Regions from separate parts of the Homo sapiens genome. Here regions 2 and 3 are each linked to region 1. The links are chromatin contacts, found by Hi-C or POLR2A ChIA-PET in ENCODE. All regions are on one chromosome and are shown on one strand. Each heading gives the region's core, a stretch centred on a gene start or an enhancer-like site at or near the end of the contact. The rest is flanking DNA. Distances are from core to core; before and after follow the strand shown.

What was found. Hi-C counts contacts between places; a loop is a spot of excess contacts on that map. ChIA-PET counts read pairs that join two places held with the same protein, here RNA polymerase II (POLR2A). Pooled maps may share reads with other maps.
Region 2: a map of gastrocnemius medialis shows a loop between it and region 1 (4-fold over the local background). The contact joins the promoter of FAM13A-AS1 here to the enhancer-like site in region 1. A Hi-C loop is called at or near these places in 10 of 168 maps with a recorded cell type or tissue (Right ventricle myocardium inferior, ascending aorta, astrocyte of the cerebellum and 6 more) and 4 of 50 pooled maps.
Region 3: a pooled map shows a loop between it and region 1 (2.9-fold over the local background). The contact joins two enhancer-like sites. A Hi-C loop is called at or near these places in 4 of 168 maps with a recorded cell type or tissue (HepG2, ascending aorta and body of pancreas) and 1 of 50 pooled maps. POLR2A ChIA-PET finds 5 or more read pairs at or near these places in 3 of 52 experiments (BJ, HepG2 and WTC11).

The regions. Positions count from the first base shown.
Region 1 is chr4:88,763,686-88,768,512 of GRCh38, forward strand. It overlaps FAM13A (family with sequence similarity 13 member A), which reads right to left. Exons shown (of 24, transcript NM_014883.4): 12 at 4,298-4,374; 13 at 3,868-3,910. Among named protein-coding and RNA genes, the nearest start is that of FAM13A-AS1, 56 kb to the left of the region's middle. Within about 2 kb of position 2,211, at least 4 of the 41 ENCODE cell types and tissues checked have a DNase peak (open chromatin) inside an H3K27ac peak, as active enhancers do; they include ascending aorta and gastrocnemius medialis, where a contact is called at or near this core.
Region 2 is chr4:88,706,968-88,711,794 of GRCh38, forward strand. It overlaps FAM13A-AS1 (FAM13A antisense RNA 1), which reads left to right and starts at 2,822. Exons shown (of 5, transcript NR_002806.2): 1 at 2,822-3,298. HERC3 (HECT and RLD domain containing E3 ubiquitin protein ligase 3) reads left to right here. Exons shown (of 26, transcript NM_014606.3): 26 at 1-1,572.
Region 3 is chr4:88,811,833-88,816,659 of GRCh38, forward strand. All of the region lies in intron 7 of FAM13A (family with sequence similarity 13 member A), which reads right to left. Among named protein-coding and RNA genes, the nearest start is that of FAM13A-AS1, 100 kb to the left of the region's middle. Within about 2 kb of position 2,644, at least 2 of the 41 ENCODE cell types and tissues checked have a DNase peak (open chromatin) inside an H3K27ac peak, as active enhancers do.

The sequences.
Region 1 (4,827 bases), core at 961-3,460:
GATATAGTTAAGTGGCCTAATAGTTTATCAGAGCCAGGAATGACAATATCAGAAAGTATGCTGTATAATGCAGTTTGCACAGGAAGAAACTACAATATTAACCGAAGAACTACAGAGAACCATAAACATTTTTTGTTTGGCCTGACAATAAAGGAAAGTGGAAATAAATTTTCAAAATCCATGTGAACTCCAAAGCTTCATTAGGCTTTGGCTATTGGATTGATTTGGAAGCGAATTTGAAGTAAATAGAGCTTGTTAATTTTTCTGGTTATAATATTAAAACAAAGTCCTAAAGCTTCCATGAAAACAGTGAAGTCAAAATAACAGTCATCCATTCTATAAATACTTTTCAGAAATTCACTTTTTCAGGGCAAATAAAAGCCTGCACTTAATATCTTGTGATAACTAATATTAATTCTCAGTCTTGATTGAAAAGCCTTGTCTCCTCTCCTTCTTTCTCTCTTCTCTTTTCCTTTTTTTTGAAGCAGGATAAGAAACATGGAACTAGTCTTTTTTTTTAAAATTATGAATGTCTTGTTTGTTATCAAAGGTATGCTTCTAAGCTCTCTTAAGCAGTAGGCTTAGAAAGCATAAAGAATGTAAAAATATTTTGAAAGAACTTAACACTTCACTGACCTTGTAATTCTGACATAAAATGATCTCTCCCAGATAATGTAATTCCCTCACATGCAGTTAATAATTCTTACTTGTTTTGACTTCTCAACAGAGATTCATTGTAAGGTTTTAGTTTTAATATTCTGGGTTTTATAGAGAAGTATAAAATATTTTCATCATAGAAAATAGGGATTAAATTGAAGCATAAAGCATAAACTCCCTTGGAAACAGAACTCTGAAAATCTGTAATTTCAGGGATATCTTTTAGAATCTAGAAATTGCTAGTTTTAAGGATGACCTCTCTTCTGGATACTTGTAGTTTGTTAAAAGAGTTAATAATACACAGAAGAACAAAGACTCTAGATTTTGCATGCCCAGGGAGCAGTGTGCTAGGCTCTTCCTTATGTTATCTCATTTCACATTGCCCAGATAGGATATTTTATTAAAATGTCAGCCTTTCTGAACCTTCCTGAAGAAATTGTACTTTAATTTTGGACATTTCAAAGTGACTCTTGACTTTTTTTCTCATTGCCAGTGTGTCACTAAACAAATTTTAATCCAAACCACATAAGGAACTCTCATGAAATAGAAATGGGTAACTATTATTGACCAATGCCCATCTGAGATCTCAGGAGAATCTCGTTTTGGACAATATTAGTTGCATAATTAAAATAAATTAAAAAGATATGAAACAAAGGGATAAGCCCATGTTCACTTTCCACACATACCTTCAAACAAAACACATTAAAGGCTGCAAGCTGATTATTTAAAAACTGGGGTCACAGTTGTAACTTCATTTGCCTTTGAGCAGCAGATCTAAGAGAAGCCTCTCTCTGCCTGTCTCTAAAGAGCATTTCTGAGGCTGAAAACAAATGTTCCTCATTCTAACGGGAATAGTAGTCCTCCCAAAAAAAAATCACCTTTCCCCAAGAGCTGTTGTTTGCTATGTTATCTTATGTGAATCTGAGAGTTTACAAGGAGAATTTTAAATGAAAATATCAATAAGGATGAAGTCTGTCTTAACGGAAAACAAAATTAGAAATATTACAATATATATTCAATAGCGGGCATGTAAAATCTGATGTCTCAAAATCTTATGCAATGAGACCTGAAACAAAATATATACTGGTTAAACAGAACTCTAGGAGGAGTAACCAAAGTATAGACTTATTTTTCATCACTGAAAATGAAAGATTATTGATGTTTTTACTAGAAAACTAGATTAAATATTGGGTGGTGTAAGTTTTAGGAAGGACTACATATATTAAAAAGTAATAACTAACAGCACACTGAAACAAGGGAAAAAGCTTTACAAAATGGAAAACAGTTCTTTTCACTGTCTGTCATGGATAATAACAAAATAAATTTCCTTCAGTGAAAGAAGCACATACTTTCACAAGTAGAAATCATCCCAATCTTGTGGAATGATGTCTTATTTTTCTCCTTTGGTGCAGCTGTGGTAGAAAGGTGACATGGAGAGCTTAGTCTAGATTTTAGTTCACCACCTAATTTTATGTCCTAACTGAAACCATCATGTTATTATTAGTGAACGCCTAAGCAGTGCCAGCAGTGGCACTGGGCACGATTGGTGGCTGCACATGAGTAACACACAGAAGAAGAGGACTTGGCACATGGAAGAAGGATGTGAGATTGTTTCCCAATGATTCATCCACTGCCCTGGGAGCTGTCCACCAAAGACCAAGGCAGACTGAGTTCAGTTTAGTTTGCCATTTAGTTTGTGTGCTACTTGGAATTTATGAGTTAATGTATGAAGTCCATCCACAAAAGTTACTTTTATTCCCTTTTATCTCACAAAAGAAAACAGGCATAAAAGGAAAGAACTGAGGAGACCTCTCCAGGAGACTGGCAAAGCGATTTTCTTTAAAATCATGTTAGATAGGAGAAGAGTAGGTGCTTGCTGTGAGCAGAGGAAGATGGCAGTGAAAGGATAAAACCATAAAAAACAAAACACAACTTGACAGTATCATGGGGAAACATGATCTTTAAAAGGATGCCTAGAGACAAGGAAATAATGTCAGCTTGTTGCTTGGGTTCCAAGGAAGGAGGCAAAAATGAGTTGGAAATAGATGAAAAAAGTGGCTCAGAAGCTGTGAGGTCAGAAAGAGGAAGCATTCCCCTCCTATTATCTGGCTAAATTATCTGGTGAAGAAGTATATATAGGACAAGAATTGAATACAGGAGATATGAGGAGTCTACAGCATTAGCGTGTGTTCAGGGAGTGGGGATTAGTTTCTAGGAATTTTATGCACATTTTTTAATGATAATACAATTTTCTAAGAGGGTCTGTAGCTTTCTGATTTTTAAGCTGCTATGCTGTAAAACTCCATGGGGGAATAGACTGTGGTTGTCATTAAATCCCAGCTCCTAGCACAGTACCTGTTCCTAGTAGGATTTAATATATGTTGTTGAATAAATCCATCAGTGAATTAGGTCAGTGCCCAACAGAGACTAAGAATCATTGGGTTAGAGGGAACGTTCTCTTTATATCAAGAGTCAGAATTTAAGAGTAGGTTAAGAAAAACTTTAATTCTTGAAAAGCAAAACTGATAAGATTGAAGGTGGAGTTGGAAGTATTTGGAGGTAGCAGATTGCATACACATACATGAATTAAAAATGATGCTCAGCACACTGAATGGAAGCTGGACTTGGGAGCAAGGGAAACCAAATACTTGGGTCAGCATGGTGATGCCTGAGAGGACAAGTGGGAGGTCAGGAAAGTAAATGAAACTTGAAGATACAGATGACATAAGGGAGGTGAGAGACTTTTCTTCTCCAATGTTTATTTAAGATGAGAGACAAAACTCAGCAAACAAATTGGATTAAAGTAACTCAAAGTGAATTTTTGTTAATTTGAAGATTCATGACCTAATCCTTGTGACTAAGACTCACTACCTATATATTTCAATCACTTAAAAAATGCATCAAATTGTGGAAAATAAAACCAGTAGCTTTGGCTTTTTGTTTTGTTTTACTTTATAGAAAATCTAAAGAGAAATCCCTATGCTATTAAAGTTTATCATCATAAGCAAAACAAAATAATTCACAAAGGAAAATAATGGAGCTCTTATGATTTCTCAAGGAATCTTTAAGTTTGGTATTTGCCTTTCTAATCAATCACAGTTATATTACTTATCTCAATGTCCCTTATTGGCAGACTAATATTTCAGAAGTACACTCAAGAGTGTATGAACAGCCCCGTCACAGTCTTACTCTTGCTTGTTAGCTACTCACCTCAAAATGCTGAGTGTGTCCACCATCTTTTTCATTTCCTTTCCTATAAATAATGGCAACAACAAAAAAATCATAAAATATCTACTTGTTTTATAACGTTTTTCATCCACTGATATTATGATTTAATTTAAGAGTATGTTGAGTAGCTCTAAGCCAAATACTTATAAAATTCAAAAACAAAACACAAAACAAAAAATTAATCAAAACAAAGCAAACTGGAAACACAAATAAACATGACTATAGTTATTTGCCTTCAATAGCACTGTGATAGATTTTCTATTCTAAGCATTTTCCTTGCTATAAAATATTGCTGGTAAATATATAGTCCTTTAATTCCATTCTTTTTAGTTCTTATAATTCACATTGCATTACATGAAAATAACCTTTTCCTGCCCTTGGAAAGAATATTAGGAGACAATTCTAAAATTACCTTTCATCAGACATCCATTCAAAATCATCAGGTCCAGTTCTCTCATGAGATCGTGTGGAATTGAGACTTTCCATATTCTGTAACAGAACCATTATTGGTTGCCTAATAGGAATGGTAAGAAATATGCAACGCAGACCCTCCTTTCTTTAAAATAGAAAAATCAAATAATATGTATATATAAACTAATTCTAGTCCTCATATTTTTATCTTTGTTTAAACTAGTAAAATTATGACAGTTTATTATATCCTGCTTGCATAGAATTGTGTATTGAACTTCTAACATCCTTTTAACAAACATATGTGACAGCATCACAGAAATGGCCATTGTGCCCTATAATGTCTCCCTTAGGTATTATCCACATTGGAAAGCTAAATAGCAAAACCCAGATTGTTAGAGAATCAGGGTGGGTCAGACTTAGAATTGAGGAATCTGACATCGAATCTCATCAGAAACTGATGTACCATTTACTCTCTCTCTATCTATCTATCTATATAAGAACGTATATATACATATGCACACACACATTTAT
Region 2 (4,827 bases), core at 1,572-4,071, 56 kb before region 1:
CAGCTTGTCCAGTATTTCCCTTCGTTCCTCAGTGTCCACATTGAGGCCTATACAGAAAATCATGGGGAGTGATTTCTATTTTTTTATTGTCTAAGTGGGTTGGGACTTTTAAATACTGAGCCTGGTTGATGTGTTTCTGGGATTGTATAGCAGTAAACAACCTTTTTGAAAAATTAGAGGTTGGGGATGGGGTGAAAAATTGGCCCTTGTATGGGAGGTGTTTTTGTTTTTGTTTTAAACCAAACTACCCAGTATTCCTTGCACTTGTGAATGTGTTGCACTCTGCTGGATGAAATGGCAGTGGATTTTTAAACTTTAATTTCCCAAATGTCTCTCTCAGCCCTGATGTTTTCTCACAGTGCTTCCTTGTCCTTCTCTTAACTTCTCATTCCTCTATAAGAATGATTTAGACTGACCTGTCCTTTTTTATCTGCGCATGCGAGAACATCACCTTCCTCTGTACACTTGGAAATGCCTCTGGCTTGTTGCAGCCCTCCTTTAACCCAAAGGAGGAAAGGACTGCTTCAGAAACTCCCAATTCCAAAAAGCTGAGTCTGGGTCCATTATTTTGGCAGAACTCCTAAGAATTTATGGGAGCCTATATAAACATATCTTGCTTTTAAAAAGTTCTTGAGGGAATAGCAACTTTCCCATGGCTGTGCCTATTTCCTAGACCTTTTAAAAGATGTGCAGAGCAGCTTAGCATTCGTTGCAGCTGAGCCTAATTTTTTCTTGCTCATCCTTGTCCCTTTGACAATAAGGTTAATTGATAGACCCACCACCTCTTGCACTCTCGCTTTTGGAGCAAGTTGCATTAACTATTTTGAGTCTCTATATTGTCCAAGAAAAGTAGAAATAATAAATTTACTTTCCCTTTTTCTATCACCTTATGTCCTCTACCATTTTCTCCTTCCTCCCTTCCCTTATTTTCTCCTTTTCGTACCCTGTGTCCTCCCTGATTTTCCTTTCGTTTCTTCTTTATTTTATCCCATTCTCTGTTACTTGACTCAGTGCTCCCTTCCTCTCCTCTCCTTCTAGTGGATGCATGCAGCCTTTTTTTCAATTTTTATTTAAATTGCAAAATTTTTACTCAGATTTTTTTTCCTCTTCCCTAATTGCTAAGATTTAAGGACGTTCTTTATTATGAAACTTTATCACATTCGAAATGTTTGTTTACAGTGGGATTTTAGGGGGGATTGTGTTTAAATCAAATATATGTATTTTAAAAATAATGACATGCTCAACCTTCCTCATCATGGAGTAAGAAAATTCTACATGATTAAAGAATCCATGTAAGTCTAATTTTAAATTCCTAGTAACTAGAGAAAAGACTTATTTATATAAAATGAAGTATTTATGAACTGTGATAAAGCATCAAATCTTGATGAAGGATTGTAGATTTTTGCTTTTTCTTTTTGTTTTTAAAACTTATTCCAATTGCTAAATTGGTAGTTTTTCAGTCTTTATAAATACAGGATTAAAAATATATATACAGTTATATGAAATGTTTATTTTCTATGTGTGTGCATATAGTTCAATATTATGCAATAAATTTGGTGTTTTAACTTAAAACTATTTCTTATTGTACTTGCAGAATGGATAGCTTGCTTTTAGTAGAAGCATTAGGTCGTATACTCAGATAATCTAATAGAAGGTCAGATTTGATTCCTGCATAAGAAAGTAGAGCCAAGTGCTGCAGAAATGGAGAAGAAAGCAGGGGCAAGGAGCAGATGGCATTAAGGAAGAATGAAGTTTTTGAAGGTTGGGATGGACGAAAAGGTGTTTCTCATGGAGAGGGATGCTTTAGCAAAGGCTCAAACATTGGGGCATATTTAGGCAAGAGCCAAGAACAGTTTGAAGGGAACATCAGAGGAAATAGGCAAATAATAGTAAATAATGGTAAGTAAGACTTGGGAGAAAGAAGGTAGATTTGGGGCTGAGGAACTAGCCTAACACTGGAACTTTAGTAGTAGCCAAGTAGGATTTGTTTCAATGTTCAGAACTTGAGGGTGATAAGACCTGAGCCGGGTCTTAAGAAGGAAAATGTGGATGGTCTAAATCTGGAGGTATTGAGGTGGGAAGGACTGAAGCAGAAAGACAGGAGCTGAGACAGCAGTGACAGTGGCAGCAGCAGAACTAGAGAAGAGTATCTGAGGAGAGGTAGGGGGAGTGAGTGGAGGTGGTAGGAGCCTGCAGGGAGAAGGAGGCACTAAAGGTGGATCAGAGACTGGTTCATTTAGTGATTGGTGATTGTTAGGCCATTTAAGCACACCAAAAGTTTGTGAGACACAGCAAAAAAAAAAAAAAAAGAAAGGATTTTAAGTAAATTGGTAAAGCAAGTAAAATGTATTGTTTTGCCAGATTAAAAAGGTGGTTTAAAGGTGGTAAAGAGAATAGGAGCTTTCCATTAATAAGCTCCATTCAACAAACATTTAATAATCTACATAAGTGCTACATTTGAGGAGTTAAAAACAAACCCCACTACATTTAATTTTGCACAGAAATTGCCAAATTATTTTAACTAACTTTGAGGCCTCAGAATTCTCATCCATGAAATGAGATTGGATCAGATGATTTCTAAGGTTACTTTGAGCTCTAAAATTTTATAATTCCATTACTGAGAGAGTGCCTGAACATAGAGATACCCAATACATATTTCTAAAGATTTGTTGCATGAATGATATCTTATGCTGCTTCTAAAACACTATGATTTTTCTAAGATAGTTTCCTTTTCCCCTTCATTACCAATGCTTTAGAAGACTTAAATCTTCTGCATAGGCATTTCTGGATTTGCCTACCCACCTACCAACCTTCCCTCCCCTGAAAACTTTCAGATGCTTCTTCATTGTTTTAGTCATTTACCACTTTAATGAAATTATCTGGCAACTTTATTGTGGTGGGTGGGGATCAATGACGGTGTAATGAGGCAATTAGCAAATTCTGATAGTTCCATCTACTCCATGTGAAAGTCTCTTGATGTTTTATATGGTACTCTTATTAATAATCCCAGAGAGCAGGGGTTGGCAAACTATGGCCCATGGGCTAAAATGGTTTTTACATTTTAAAAGGGTTGAAAACTTTAAAACTGGAAGGATACATGACAGAGACTGGATGGCCTACAATGCCTAACATATTATCTAGCCCTTTACAGAAAACAACTGACCAATCCTTATGAGACCAGACTTGCAAAAATTACAGTAACAGAGTGAAAAACCTTCTTGAAGTGTTAGGAGGAACTTGAGTCATAATTTGATGTTGAATCAGAGAGAACAACTGTTTGGGCTTATTTGCCTCAGAGGTAAGAAAATCAAGTTTTAACTAAGATTAACCCACAGAAGTAGATATTAATACTAAGGTTTCGACCTAATAATAACTAACCTGTATTAATTGTGTGCAGTGTACCAGACCCATATGAGATCCTGCACCAACATTTGCTATGCACTAACTAGTTTAATTGCCATTACCAGGGTCCTCCTGGCTCTGCTATTTACTAGCTGTTTGACCTTGGGCAGGTTTCTTAACCTATGTCTCATTTTCTTCCTCTTCAAAATGAGAACAGAAATAGTGCCTACCTCATGGAGTTGTTGTGAGGATTAAATGAATTAATGGAAAGCATATAGAATAGCGCTTAGCACATAATAAGCTCTCAGTACTTAGAATTACCATTATCCCAGTTTTTCACATGAAGGAATTAATTAGAGAAAATAGTTGCTCATTATCACAAAATAGTGGGACCTGGACTTGACCATTAATCTGTGTTATGCCCAGCTGCTAGAGATGGGCAACAAATTGGATTAAGGCTGCTCAGTAGCCAAATAAAAAGGAATGTTGTAATGTGGCAGGTAACTTCTTTGACCACATATCTGCAAAGACATCGCACCGAGTTCCACGTATCTGCAAAGACATCGCACTGAGTTCCACGTATCTGCAAAGACATCACACTGAATTTTGTTTTGCTGCCAGTGTGCAATTCAGTAGTGATCAGTGCAGTTCTCATGTCATTTGCAGTGGGTCTCAAGTGAAGCTGGAGGTCTCTGTTGGTAGTTAGTAGCCAGGAACCAGGTATGCTTAATGCCTTGCATTGCATAGAACAATTCCTCTTTATCCTGCCCAAGATGCCAGTGGGCACTGCTATGGTCTGAATGTTTGTTTCCCTCTTAAAATTTATGTGTTGAAACCTAGCCCCCAAGATGATGGTATTAGGAGGTGAGGTCTTTGGGAGGTGATTATATCATAAGGGCAGAACCCTCATGAGTGGTATTAGTTCCCTTATAAAAGAGAACCCAGAGAGGTGCCTTGCCTTCCCTACCATGTGAGGACACAGCAAGAAGGCACAATCTGTGAGAAAGTAGGCCCTCGCCAGACACCACCAGTGCTTTGATCTTGGATTTCCCAGCCTCCAGAACTGTGAAAAATGATTTTCTGTTGTAAATTACCTAGTGTTTGGCATTTTGTTATAGTGGCTTGACTGGACTAAGACAGGCCCCTTTGTAAAACACTGAGAGAGGGATGGACTTCATACCCTTTAGGGGATCCTTCTCTGTAGAATTCTTTTTTTCAGAAGATTTTTTTTTTTCTTTTATTAATAAGCTTTTTATTTTTGAATACTTTTTTATTGGTACATAGTTGTACGTATTATGGGGTACTTGTGGTATTTTGATACAAGCATACAATGAATGCATAATGATTAAATCTGGGTAATTAAGATATCAAAACATCTATCATTTCTTTTTGTTGGTTACATTCCAAATCTTCTAGCTATTTTTAAACATACAATAAATTATTAACTATAGCCACCCTATTGTGCTATCAAACAATAGAGCTTAT
Region 3 (4,827 bases), core at 1,394-3,893, 49 kb after region 1:
GTTTAAATGTGTCTCCCAAAGTTTATGTGTTAGAAACTTAATTCCCAATGAAACAGTGTTGAGAGGTGGAACCTTTAAGAGGTGATTACTTAATAAGGGCTCTGCCCTCAAGAATGGATTAATGCTGTTATTGTGGGAGTGGGTTGGTTAGTATGGGAGTAGGTTCCTGGTAAAAGGATGAGTTTGACACTCTCCCCCCTGCTCATTGAGTTCACTGTGTTGCCCTTCTGCCTTCTGCCACAGGATGACAGAGCTAGAAGGCCCTTGTCAGATATGAGACCTTTGAGCTTGGACTTCCCAGCCTCCAGAACTGTAAGAAATAAGTCTCTGTTCATTATAAATTATCCAGCCCATGGTATTCTGTTTTAGTGGCACAAAATGGACTAAGACAATCTCTTACCTCCATATTTGATCAATTACCAAATTGTACGGATTATGTCTCAAAAAAAGGATGTGTCTCTTGAGTCAGATCTCTCCTTTCCATTTCCACTGTATTAGTCTTTCACAGGGGCAATACTATTTCCTTGTTTTCCACACTAGTTCGTCCTTAGCCTCTCCTACTTCCCCACTGCATTTGGGATAAAAATCCAAATGCCTAAATCTGGCACATGAAGTCCCTCCCAATTGCAACCCAACATATCTCTACAAACCTCATTGCACTTTTGCAACTCTTTCCATTTGTACATGTTGTTCTTTCTACCTTAAATCCTTTCTCCACCTCTCTCTGCCTGGTAAATACTTCATCTCTCAGTTCAAGTGTCATCTAATCTGGGAAGCCATCTCTAGCACCCTGGAGAGGGAGTTGCTTCTTCCTCCAGGCTTCAAGACACTTTGTTCATAGCTATAACCGAGTGCTTAGCACATAACACTGAAATTCATGAGCTCAGAGGCTTGTCTCATTTCCAGATTTGTTGTTATCTTTGTAACAACAGCACCTAGCTAGGTACCAAGAACACTGCATGTGCTTAGTAAATGGCTCTTGAATAAAATCACTATCATCAAGATTTTGCTGAGTGCTTGCAGTAGTGTTTGATTAAATATTTTGAAAACATACTGTTTATAATTTGTAAAACTAATTTTGCCTAGGAGCATTCTCTGATATCTGTACATTGATTATTTTAAATTTTCTTTTTCCCATCTATTCAAAACTTAATGAATCTTCAGCTGTGCCATGGGTTTTCTCCCATCCTTACTTAAAGAAAATCATTTCTTTTTTCCAACTGCACAATAAGAGGTGGGAGCTTTGCCATTATGCCCATAATTTTAACACTGTACTCTTTGTGGTATACAGAGAACCCAGAAAATGATATGTTCGGGCAAGGTAATGTTTGAGTATGGCCTTGCCACACACTATATCTGTTTGTTCTGGCTTGAGAGTAGGGGAAAAAAAATTATTTCACTTCACGCCAAACACAAAGATTGTTTGAGGTTTGAAGAAATTTTGGGCAGCTGGAAGCTTTCATTTGTCTTTAAGATCTTGTTCAGAAAAGTGATGTTTATCATTATTATAAACATAAAAACATTGTCTTAGGGAGGCAGTAATTTAGAACGTAAAATACAGTAACGTTCTTTGGGGGGATGAAATTAGTTGATGAGAAAATATTTTTATAACATTAGTAAATAAAGTATTTTCAAATCTTTAGTCACTGAAACAAAATCAAAACAATATGGGGATACCTGTAGAAGGAAAGAAGGAAAAAGAAAATTGTTTTTGCTAACTTCTTTCAATTATTACCTTATTGCAAATTTATTAAGGGTTTGTTAACACAGTTTTAACAGACACATAATTTCCCAAACTGTTAACTCTGAATGTGGAATTCTTGAGACAAAGATGTGCAGAAGGCATGCAAATTATCCTGTCATCCTCTCCCGAACACCCCTCACCTCAGCCAGAGGAGGACTGTGCACAGAAAAATGGGTCAAGGCTTGTTTCTGACATCATCTTGACTTTCCGCTGCTTTTTAGGATGATGAGCAGCAACTGGAAAGTGAATGAAGGTTTGATGTCAACCTACACCTAGACTTTGGGCGCTTCCACAACCACGGGCAGGTGCTCATATGAGAACATTTTCTGAGTGTATTAGAATCCATGATCGATACACAGGCTAAGAAAACACAATCCCAACTTTCACGGAATTTACAGGCTAGCAGAGAAATGGAAACCTGAAATTTGATTATTATAAAAAAAGGATACATAACTACCATTGATTGAGAGCTCACCATAAAAAGCCAGGCTTTGTACAAAGCGTTTACGTGCATTATCTCATTCAATCCTCAAAGACATCATGGAGGAAGGAATTACTAACCAGATTTTTCAGATAAGAAGAACAAGTTTTAGAAAGGTTAATTAACAGGCTGAAGGCCATAGAGGCAGTCAACGGCTGAGGTTCCAATCCAAGTCTGAAGTCAGAGCTCCAGCCCTTCCACTCTGAAGCACTATGCAGTCTGGCAGATTAGCTGAGGCTCAGTTAGATAAGCCACACAGGGAGTGAATTTTGAGGGTCACGTAGGCATTTTTTTGGGAGAAAGATAATGCACAGGAGGAGAACTATGAGAGAGACAGAGAGAGAGAGAAGAGAGAATGTGCTTGGAAAGCATGGGAGAATTAATAACTCGGCAGGTGTGGCAATTGAGGGAGTTCAGCACCAGGGGCGCAGCAGTGACCTGCCAGAAAGCTGACACTGGAGAAACAGGCAGGCTTTTGGGTTTCTATCAAATCAAGGAGTTGAAAAAGAGGAAAGTCACTTATAAAAATAAAACACAGGGTATCAATGGTCTACTCAGGCCAGCATTTAGTTTCTAATTTTAGTTTCAAGAGTTATTTTAACCTAGACAGCGAAATTATTTCTTTTTATAATCATTTTGCTGACTGCAAAATACTGGTATCTATTATGTTTTTTTCTAAACGCTTAATTTTTTTCTCTAGCCTTTCAGTTCCATTCCTTTAATATGATCTGAGTAAAGCAGTTCAATTCTTTATTTTTATTTCTAGTAAGTTCAAGTTTTCTGAAGTCTTTTTTTTGGGGGGAGTGTGACAGGGTCTTAATCTGTCATCTAGGCTGGAGTACAGTGGCATGATCATACCTCACTGCAGCCTCAAACTCCTGGGCTAGAGTGACCCTCCTACCTCAGCTTGTAGGTAGGACTACAGGCATATGCCACCATGCACAGATAATTTTTAAAAAAAATTTTGTAGAGACAGAGTCTCACTATGTTGCTCAGGCTGGTCTCCAACTCCTGGTTTCCAGCGATCCTCCTGCCTCTGCCTACCAAAGCACTGGGATTACAGGTGTGTGCCACCGCACCCAGCTTCCCTGAGTTTTATTCTTAGATTTGATGAGAAGATACCATGTTTTCCTGAGCTTGGTCTTTAAAGGTATTATAAAACATATGTCTTAAACCACCCCCCCACCTCATTATTTTCACTTTGTTACTTAGGCACCTTAATTTTAAAGAGCAACTTCCGAGGCTTCTCCTATCTTATTTTTACCACCCCTGGCCCCACTATTTCCCATTAACATGTCTTTTCTCATGCAAAAACTAAAATCAATTTCCATATCTGGCTTTGGGATAATTTGCACAAGGGTTATAATGTACTATACTTTGGTTCTGGAGTCCGTTATTTGTTTAGCAACAATATTCTAAGTCTATACTTGATATCAGAAGTCAAATTTATTTCAGAGCTTATCTTAAAATGATGGTTTAAAATTTGAAAGGGATTTTAAATTTAGAAATACAGACAAATCTCTTTGCAAGAAAAGGACATAGATCAAAAGATTCATTTACAATTTTTAAAGTGTACTCATGTGTACTTGGTCAAAACAAAGTTCATCTGCCATTTTTATGTGTAAAAATGGACTTGTCATAATTTCCTTCAGTGTATCTCTATCAGCTAAGATATTGTGTGACCTGAAAATGTTTATTATAATCTGAAAACTTTAAAATATTTATTAGAAATTCAATCTTGAACTACGTTTATTTAGAAAAATTAAAGAAGGCTGAATGTAACATTGCTCTTAACATTTTCCATTGACAGATGTATGTTTATCCCTAGTGTATAAACTACTCAGTGTCTATGACAAAACATTCCTCCAAATACAAAATATTAATAGTTGCTATCTGTACTAGGAATAAGAGAATCCAAGTTCTTTTTCTAAAAAAAAAAAAGAAAGGTAAATTCAACTTTTTTGAATAAATCTTTATCTTAAAAAAACCAAAGTAGAATTAATTCCAGATAATTACAAAATAGTCTTTTATCCTCTCTATCATTATATAAGAAAAAAGAAGCAGAAGAGGAAACCTTCCTATTTCAATGTACATATAAAATAGGAACTTCATTTTCCTTAAACTGCATTAATGAATACAGTAACTCTGGGAAATAAACTAAAAACTATTTCCTCTTTCTCAAGGTAAATATCAAATACTCCGCAATGTAAACAGAAGTAGTGTTCCAAATTGTTTTTTCTTTGCACTACAGGAATGCTTATATAATAACTAAGGGTGAGTAAATTACTTGCAATTTTTTAGTATAAGAATATTCCTAGCAATTTATATGGAAAGCTTTAGAAATTATGTCGACAATAGTGTTCTGATATGCTTCCATTAAATTTCTCTGTAGTCTCCAATTCAGCAAGTATTTACTGAGTACCTGCTACGTGCCTAACATAAAAACAACTTAAGCTGCCCTGTCCCGAGTCACTTTTAATCTGTAGTGCAGTAAGTGTCTATATATTAGAGCTCAATGCTAATGGGAGGAAGGTCAGGAGTTCAGTTTCCTCTGCCAGTTAGCTAGTTTTTATCTTTTGAATGACAATAGACTCTTCCCTTT